2 separate regions of the Homo sapiens genome follow, and region 1 is linked to region 2. A link is an interaction called in ENCODE POLR2A ChIA-PET data of the cell type or tissue named here. Cell type or tissue: MCF 10A. All regions are shown on one strand. Links, peaks and the distances in the headings refer to the core of each region. The heading gives the core; the rest is flanking DNA. Region 1 has its middle 180 kb from the start of SMIM31. Region 2 has its middle 130 kb from the start of SMIM31.

What was found. Peaks named below come from ENCODE experiments on the same cell type or tissue, not always from the same donor. Only the 100,000 strongest peaks of a DNase experiment are listed, where the experiment ranks them.
Region 1: POLR2A ChIA-PET joins it to region 2 with 5 read pairs; 2 of 35 experiments call an interaction of 5 or more read pairs at or near these places.

Annotation. Positions count from the first base shown.
Region 1 is chr4:164,571,024-164,575,422 of GRCh38, forward strand. No RefSeq gene overlaps it. Among named protein-coding and RNA genes, the nearest start is that of SMIM31, 180 kb to the right of the region's middle. In MCF 10A, for the core only: no CTCF peak of the experiment used is centred there; a DNase peak (open chromatin) is centred at 1,948.
Region 2 is chr4:164,620,158-164,624,556 of GRCh38, forward strand. It overlaps the pseudogene RNU6-284P. Among named protein-coding and RNA genes, the nearest start is that of SMIM31, 130 kb to the right of the region's middle. In MCF 10A, for the core only: no CTCF peak of the experiment used is centred there; a DNase peak (open chromatin) is centred at 2,174.

The sequences.
Region 1 (4,399 bases), core at 87-4,086, 49 kb before region 2:
TTCGAGTCCAATTAAATCAGAATGCCCAGGGATGAGGTCCAGGAATGGGTACCTTTAAAAGCTCCCTAGGCCATTCTATTATGCTTTAAAGCCACATCCAAATGAAATTTTAACCTGCAGCCACCTTAGGGGGTTGACATAGTCCCCAGAAATATATTCAAAACACTGTCTCATGACCTTCCACCGTCAACAGGCTACCAAAATGGTTATAAATTGTGTTCATTTGCATCAGTACTCTCTCTGCTCACCACTGCAAACTCCTTCCCTAAGGCATGTTTCCAAACACCTTCAAAATGCCAATTTAACTAAAAGGTCAAATCAAAGTAAGATCAGGGTGAACAGAGGAGCCTATAATGTGCCCAGAACATCCTCTAGCCTGAAATGCCTAAACACACAAGCATGACCAGAGGGTGATCAACAGCACAGCCAAAATGTTGTAGGCAGTCCAAAGTCTTTTTTATTTTTTTCAATTTCAGCAGATCTCATTTCCATTTCATCTAACTGTCATGGTTTTCCTTGGGTGGGTCCCCTGTTGCTGCAATGAGTCTTTTCACTGATGCTTCTGCTTAATTGGTTGCATCTTCCTTGGAATTTGAACCCAAGGTAACGTTACTAGGAAAAATTCTAGTTATCTCCTGAACCAGTTAATACGGAAAGAAAGTCTTTATGTGGCCAAATCAAGCCCTTTCAGCTATGAACCTAACACCTGGTCCACAGCATTCCAAGAATGTCAGCTGCTGAGGCCAGGACCCATCACGCAGGCCTGTGGTGTCTGGTGACCCGAAAGGAAAAGTATTTGGGTTGCTCCTTCCTATTTAAGATTCACTGCTTGTGCTGACTCGAGCAGGCAGACAGCAGCTGTGGTAAAACCTCTATTTGTTCCAGTTGGTTCTTTCATTCCCTACTGGGCCATCTTGTAAATTGGCAGTTATAAGTAATGACAAAGAGACCCTCTCAAGGTTGGCAGGTGTGATGAGTAAGTAACATGCAGACATATCACCTGCAGTAGAACAATCTCTCAGCTGTCCTCGAGATGGAAACAAAACTCTCCACCTTTATCAGTTCTTCCCAATATGTACTGAAATCTGTTTCTCTTCACCATGAGCCTTGAACCTTGGTTTGATTTAATCTCTAGCAGCTTCTATTTTCTTGGTTTATAAAACATCTGAGCTATTTAAAAGGAAGTGGAGTGAGCTGGCATAGCTATTGACCTCATTTTGGTAAGTGAAATCACTGGCTGATGAAAAACATAATGAACCATGATAGAGACAGCCACTGATGAGCAGACCCTGGACAGACTAACATTTCAAGGTTGGCTCAGATTATCGCCACCAAATCTAACAACCCAGTAATAAATCCACCAATTCATCACTGAGAAAAAAACCCAATTGTTTGAGAGAGTCATTGCACTCTAAAAGTTGAATACACTTCATCGCATTAAGTAAAATAGATCTATATTATTTTGCTCTATTTTGTGTATGGCATCAAAGGTAAATGGTATGGATTTTAATGAGATTTTTATGTAGTCCACTCCCTATTTGTCAGGTATCAATAACTGATTTTCTGGATTATTGAAAAAAATTTAAATTAATGAGAGCCTTTGATTTGAGAGTATTATAATTCAAACTCCTTTTTTTTCCTTTTGAGTGGTTATTGATCCTGATAGGTTTTGTTTGTTTTGTTCTGTTTTTAGTTACCATTATAGCCATATTTCTGGCACCAAATTTAATAATACATTCTCTTTATCATCTCCTGGAAAAGTGTATTTAATTTTTATGTGCTTAGTTATAATAGCTTTTTAAAGCAATATGGATTAAAAGGCAAGGTTCATAATTCTTGACCTACTATTTAAAAGAGCTATAATACATTATTACATCTAGAATATTGTTAGGAACTCTTAATCCAGTAATGATTCACCTGCCAGACAGTGAATGAGTCACATTTCTTTTGAAACACTGATTTATCATCTTAGTAGGAATGTGACTATTTTAGAAATGAAATGGGCTATAATCTCAGGAATCTTTTTTTTTTTTTTTTTTGCTGTTGCCAGAATGGTATTCATCTGGAAAGCTAATAGAAAGAACAATTAGCAGGATATGCCCAAAGAATGGTGCCTCTGGTGCACAGCCTGGATTGCTTTTTAATTTTTCTTATAAATCTCTCCAGTATTGTTAGGCCACCATGTGGAATAATAGCCAATGACTCATTGCTTTTAAAATGGAAAGGACTCAAATCTTTCTTACCCTTGTGTCATTCTCTTTGTCTTGTAGGCAAGTCACCTGACATTTACAGTAATTGTATATTTTAATGAAAATTTTGTCTTTTTTTGGTCTTTCTCTTGCCCTTAGCAGTCTATTCCCAATTCTTGGAACCACACTGGAGAGCATAAGAACCATGTCAAAGTTATGGACTGGGCATATATTTGTGTTATAATTGAAAATCCTGGAGTTCTTAGGGAAAACTATTGTATTTCTCAAGATTATTTCAATATCAAGGATAAGTGAACCCAATAAGGGAACTACGTCTCTTATTTAATTGAGCTCTCTGTTAAAGAGTGAGCCAAGAGTGTCATTGTCTGCTTTTAGTTCAAAGGGACACTGTTCTGGGTTGGTGTGGATAAGGATGTCAGACTTTTGGGGCTCAAGACTTGGGACATCTAAATAGAGCTTGGTCATGAATAAAAGGTTTCAGTTTCAATGATGCCTGAAATAGCAATTATAAAAAATGTATTCTAGGCATTGAAACAAGCAGTAACTTGCTGAAAGTCAAAGCTGAAGACCTTGGTGTTTTTCAAAATGGACAGCTGTTATTTTTTCCTTCTGTCAGGGGACAGTTTCCCTTTTCTTTTGAGGAGCTGCATTTCCCTCCACCTCAGATAATTATTTTATTCTATCCTCTTGGTCACAGGAGTGAGAGCATGGCACAAACTAGGGCACTTAGAGTCTTTTTCTTGGATGTCAAATGTAGTCAGGGGACAGAAGCCCCATTCTCCTAAGTAATGAAACAGAGAAAATGGAACAGAAGCGAGAACTGAGAAATAAAGTTACACACTTACAGCCATCTAATCTTTGACAAAATTGACAAAAATAAGCAATGGGGAAAGGACTCTTTATTCAATAAATAGTGATAGAATACCTGGCTAGCCTAGCCATATGCAGAAGAACAAAACTGGACCCTTACCTTTCACCATATACAAAAATTAACTCAAGATGGATTAAAAGTTTAAATGTAAGACCTCAAACTATAAGAATCCTAGAAGAATAAACCAAGGAAACACCATTCTGGATATAAGCCCTGGAAAAGAATTTAAGACTAAGTCCTCAAAAGCAATTGCAACAAAAACAAAAATTGACAATTGAGACTTAATTAAACTAAAGAGCTTCTGCACAGCAAAATGAACTATCAAGTAAAAAGAAAACCTACAGAATGGGAGAAAATATTCTTAATCTATGCATCTGACAAAAGACTAATATCCAAAATCTATAAGGAACCTAAATAAATCAACAAGAAAAAAGACACCACTAAAAAGTGGGTAAAGGACACAAACAGACACTTCTCAAAAGAAGACATACAAGTGGCCAAGAAACATATGAAAAACTGTTCCTCATCACTAATTATCAGAGAAATGCAAATCAAAACCACAATGAGACACCATCTCATACCACTCAGAATGGCTATTATTAAAAAGTCAAATAACAACAGATGTTGGTGAGGCTGTGGAGAAAAGGAGACATTACACACTGTTGGTGGGAATGTAAATTAGTTCAGCCCCTGTGGAAAGCAGTTTGGAGATATCTCAAAGAACTTAAAAGCAGGCCTACCATTCAACCCAGCAATCTCATTACTGGATATATATCCAAAAGAAATCAAATTGTTCTACCAAAAAGACACGGGCATTTGCATGTTCATCATGGCACTATTCACAATAGCAAAGACATAGAATCAACCTAGATGTCTATGAGTGGTGGACTGAATTTAAAAAATGTGGTACATATACACTGTGGAATACTAATGCAGCCATAAAAAAGAACAAAATTGTGCCCTTTGCAGCAACATGAATGGAGCTGGAGGTTGCATTCCTAAGCAAATTAATGCAGGAACAGAAAACCAAATATCATATGTTCTTACTTATAAGTGGAAGCTAAACATTGGGTAGTCATGGACATTACAATGGCAACAATAGACGCTGGGGACTACTAGAGAGGGGAGGGTGGAAGGGTGCCAAGGTTGAAAAACTAACTGTTGGTTACTATGCTCAGTACCTGGGTAATAGACTCATCTGGAACCCAAACATCATCATCAGGCAATATACCCAGGTATTAAGCTTGCACATGTATGCCCTGAATCTAAAATAAAATTTGAAAAAGAAAAAAAATGTTTATCCAATGATGTTTACATA
Region 2 (4,399 bases), core at 258-4,257:
ATAAAAGGCATCAAAAGGTAAATGAAATGGGCAGGAAGAACAAGAATAATTGGAAACACTTAACTGTAGTTAGCCTGTTCTGCCTGAATGTAACAGTATAGTGGCTTGCAGTGGTAAATTGACCCAAGAAACTTATTTAAGACTATCAGCTCACTATTTTAGATAGATTCACAGCCGATGTTACACTTGGGAGAAGTGGTTTCATAAACTAGAAAAGACAATTCTTGATTTTTAAAAATTTGCTCAGTTTGAGAAAAATGTATCTTTAAACCAAAATAAGTTTAATGCTAGTTTGCACAGAAGCATATTTCTTCTTTTCAAAAATGGTTGGCAGTTGAAACAATCATTAGATTATTTGGAAATCATTTAATTACCTTGAAGCAGGTATCAAGCCGTTGGCATGAGCTGCAGATTTAGCTATGCTAAGACATAGAAATAAGATTCATCAATCAAGGTTCTTAGCCAGCCTATTCTAATGGTTAATAATAATGTCTATTCCTGATCTCCTCCACACTGCTGCCTATGCAGTTGCCTTGAAAATATTTTCAATAGAAATGAACAATTAAAAAGTGGAGTCTTCACTTCAGCAGCACTTACACTAAAACTGAAACATACAGAGAAGATTGGCATGGTCCCTGTGCAAAAGATGACATGCACATTGTGAACTGTTCTATATTTTTATCGAATTGTTTGTGACACAGAGGATAAATGCTTTAGGTGATGGACACTCCATTCCTGAATCACTCATTCACCCTGAAGTGATTATTACACATGCTTGTATTAAACTATCACATATACCCCATAATTATATATACTATGTACCCATAAAATTAAAAATTAATTAATTAAATTGTGGAGAAGTTTCTAATATCAGATTAGAGACTTTACTAATCTTTTTCATTGGCCCAATAATTTTATATGATTAGTCATTAACCAGTAGATTAATATAATTACAGATTTATTGTCTCTGCCTTGTTTTGCATTGTGGAAGATGTGCAGAGATGACACCAGACTTGTATTTTTCAAATCCCACAATTATTTCACATAAATATAAATTCAGATGAAACACTTTGCAATTGAAAGGGAACTTTGCAATCAACAAATGATAGATCTGAGATTCAAAGGGGCAAAGCTATTTGTCTCAAGTCATAAAGACAGATAGTGTGGGACCTGAAGCAAAACTGACAATTTCCTGGTTCCTAGCCCAGTGCATTTACAGTGCACCTCCAAGGCATTAGAATTTTCAAAAATCGTGTCAAGTAGATATAAAATGATTATATTTTGATTTTCAGGACTCTGTGAATTTCCATAGGATATTTCCCTTTTCCAAAGAATTTTGGAAGCCTAAGTTAACACCTGCTCCTTTTAAGTAAATGAAAAACATCTTTATTCTTTAATAAATTCTCCTTGCTCCCACTATAAGTGCCAAACAAAAGTACACGAGCTGTCAGTATCTCCATTAAAAAAAAAAACAAAAAGCATGAAATAGTTTTAAAAGTCTTATTAGGGAAGTGATAAACGGAACTACCGCCAAGGTTTGGCTCTATTTTCTCCTCTTGGATGTAATTGGTTCCTTATTTTCAAAGTTTGAATCTTTCACATTCTTGCAGATGCTACGCTATACCGAAACACTTTAAAACTGACCCTGAAGCCACCAAGAAGATTAAGCAGTGATTTGAACATTTTTTACTAAGGAAGGTTAGTGTATTTGAAATGAAACAAAAAATACATTTGGTTAGAACTCTGTCTCTTCAGTGCATTGTTTTAATAACAATGCCAGTTCCAGTGAGTTTTGAATGCACTTCGAAGAGTGTGCAAATACACATTAAAATTATGTAATAGCCCATGGTCACTTGGAGCTAAGTGGATAGTGCCAATGCCAAGAATTCCAGCCTGTATTTTGTCCTGAAATCACAAACTCATTTGAGAGCTAGAACGTGAGTTCAAGTGTGCCTTGGCAGATAGACAATCTGGCACATGGTTTGCAAGAAATGATACTGGGTAGAATCACTAGATGGAACAGAAGAGTGGTTAGCCTAATTTCTACTTTGACTTCTTGATAAAGAGTAAGTTCTTTCAGGAATTACATTTTAAGAACTGTACTGTTTGGCCCTGACAGCCTCAGGCCAAGTTGTTTTAGCTGCAAATTCCAGCTACCATCTGACTCAAACTTGCTCAATTCTAGCCTTTGCATGCCAAGTAACTATGCATCTCTACGTCCTCATTCAATATGACTCTGATTGCAGTTAGGTGCATGGGGACTGAAGTAATATAGAGTCAAGGAAAACAACTTGCAAAGCTAGGGGTTTGGAAATCTTCAAAGCTCCAAACATTTGACTACTCAAATGTCTTTGGTCGTTGTTGCTGTGTTTTTTCTGTTACCTGCTGATCATATCTATGACACAATATTTGTGGCTTTTAAATCTGAAAAACAAGGCTTTTTAAAAATGAGTAGAGTTTGATGGAAGGGACATTTTCTTCTCAATTTGGTCACCTTGATTTTGCCACCTAGTTTAATACAAGGAGATTACCTCAAATTTGAAGTTCGCTGTCTCATTTTGACGGAATAACAATTCTCTGGAGTGACTTCACAAAGTGGGGAAAGGGTAAGTGAGAGACATCCCAGGGGCCCACATTCCCACCATAGAATCATGAAATCCTGGCCATGGGAGAGCCCCTCCCCCAAGCCTCCCAACCCATGAAACTAACACAGGGAGCTTCTAGGAGGCTATGGGACAGAACTGCTCCAGGGAGGGAGCTCAGGCTGAGTCCCACACCCTTTCTAAGACCTTTCTTAGACCTAATGTGGCCACAGCAGGGCACCATTTTCAAACCTAGCCTTTGGCAGACTGCACTGGGGCACAGCAGTGTGGGAATTGAGGTATTACAGAAATTTGGGCTATTGCTGCTGAAACTGGGGCATAACCTTGGAGCAGTCATGCAGCTGGGGCTGAGAAGCAAGTGAGATGTGGGCTACAGCTGCTGGTGATGGGAAGCAAGCATTACTGGGACTGAGACTGTGATGCCAGTGCAAGTTGCCACTGGAACTTAGTTGTAAGCTAGGCAAGGGCTCTAGCAGCTGGGGCTGAGGCACAAGCTATGCACAGGTTATCACCACCAGGGCTAGGGGGCAAGCCCCACTGGCACTAGAACATGAGAGAGATAGGCATTCCCCACTTGCCAGCCTGGGCTATGGCCATTGAGGCCAGCCCCACTCTCCCCAATGGCAGGGCCTCAGCACAGCTGCTATTGCCCCTCACTTGAGCACTCTGCTTGTGACCTGGGTATTACCCTATCACTGCCAACCATGGCTGGTACCTAATCTCACTACGGGGAGGGGGTGGTTCTGAGCATAAACCTGCAAAACCCAGCTTTATTCTCCTCTTAGATAGAGCACATAGCCTGGGCTCCTAGGGATTGCCCAACTCAATCCACCATGTTGGACACTTGAGCACTCTTCCCAGGGGCCTGAGGCTGGGCCTAAACTCCCAGCTATTACCGTCTCAGCTGATAACTACCTGCAAGCAACACCCATGGGCCTGGAGACTCGCCCACCCAGCTAACTGCAGTCACTGCCAACATCATTGTACATCACTTGGGACCCAGAGAATTATCCTGCCACTGCTACTGTCATTGCCCACACCACACTGGCTTCCTAAGGCCAGGGAACTCACCCACCCACCTGGTCCATGGCCGCTATAATTGGCATCTGAGCAAGCCATCTGGAGACCCAAGAATCTGCCCACTGGTAACTACTAACAATGTGACCAGTGGAAACTCCCATGAGGCACAAGGACAGGCATGCTTAGTCCACTGTTATCACCACTGGGGACTAAAGACTGGCCCACGTGGCATTTCTGTCCTCAGCACAACCTCACCATAGTCTCTGCTAGTAACCACACCCTAACCCACTAAGGAAATCACAGACACCACTGATGCTGTTTATGCCTCCCCAAAATCCTACAGAGATTATACTCTATACTACTGCACATACCCAGAATCAAAGTGAAAGTGCCCTGGCCAACCAATATCATATCCATATCTTCAGGAAAAGGACTTCCCCTATGAACATAAATTCAAAAATAGGAAAAAGTGACTGTTACAGCAGATGCACAAACATCAATGTAAGGACACAGGAAACACAAAGAAGCAAGAAAATATGACACCTCCAAAGGAACACAATAATTCTCCAGCAATAGATCTCAACCAGAAAGAAATTCTGGTTAAGAATTTATTATTTATCTTCAAGATAAATAATTCAAAATATTGACTTAAAATAAGATCGGTGAGATACAAAGTAATTCAGAAAAAATACAGGTAAATCAAGAAAACAATTCAGAATATGAATGAGAAATTTAGCAAAGACATAGATATTTTTTAAAAAGAATCAAATGGAAAT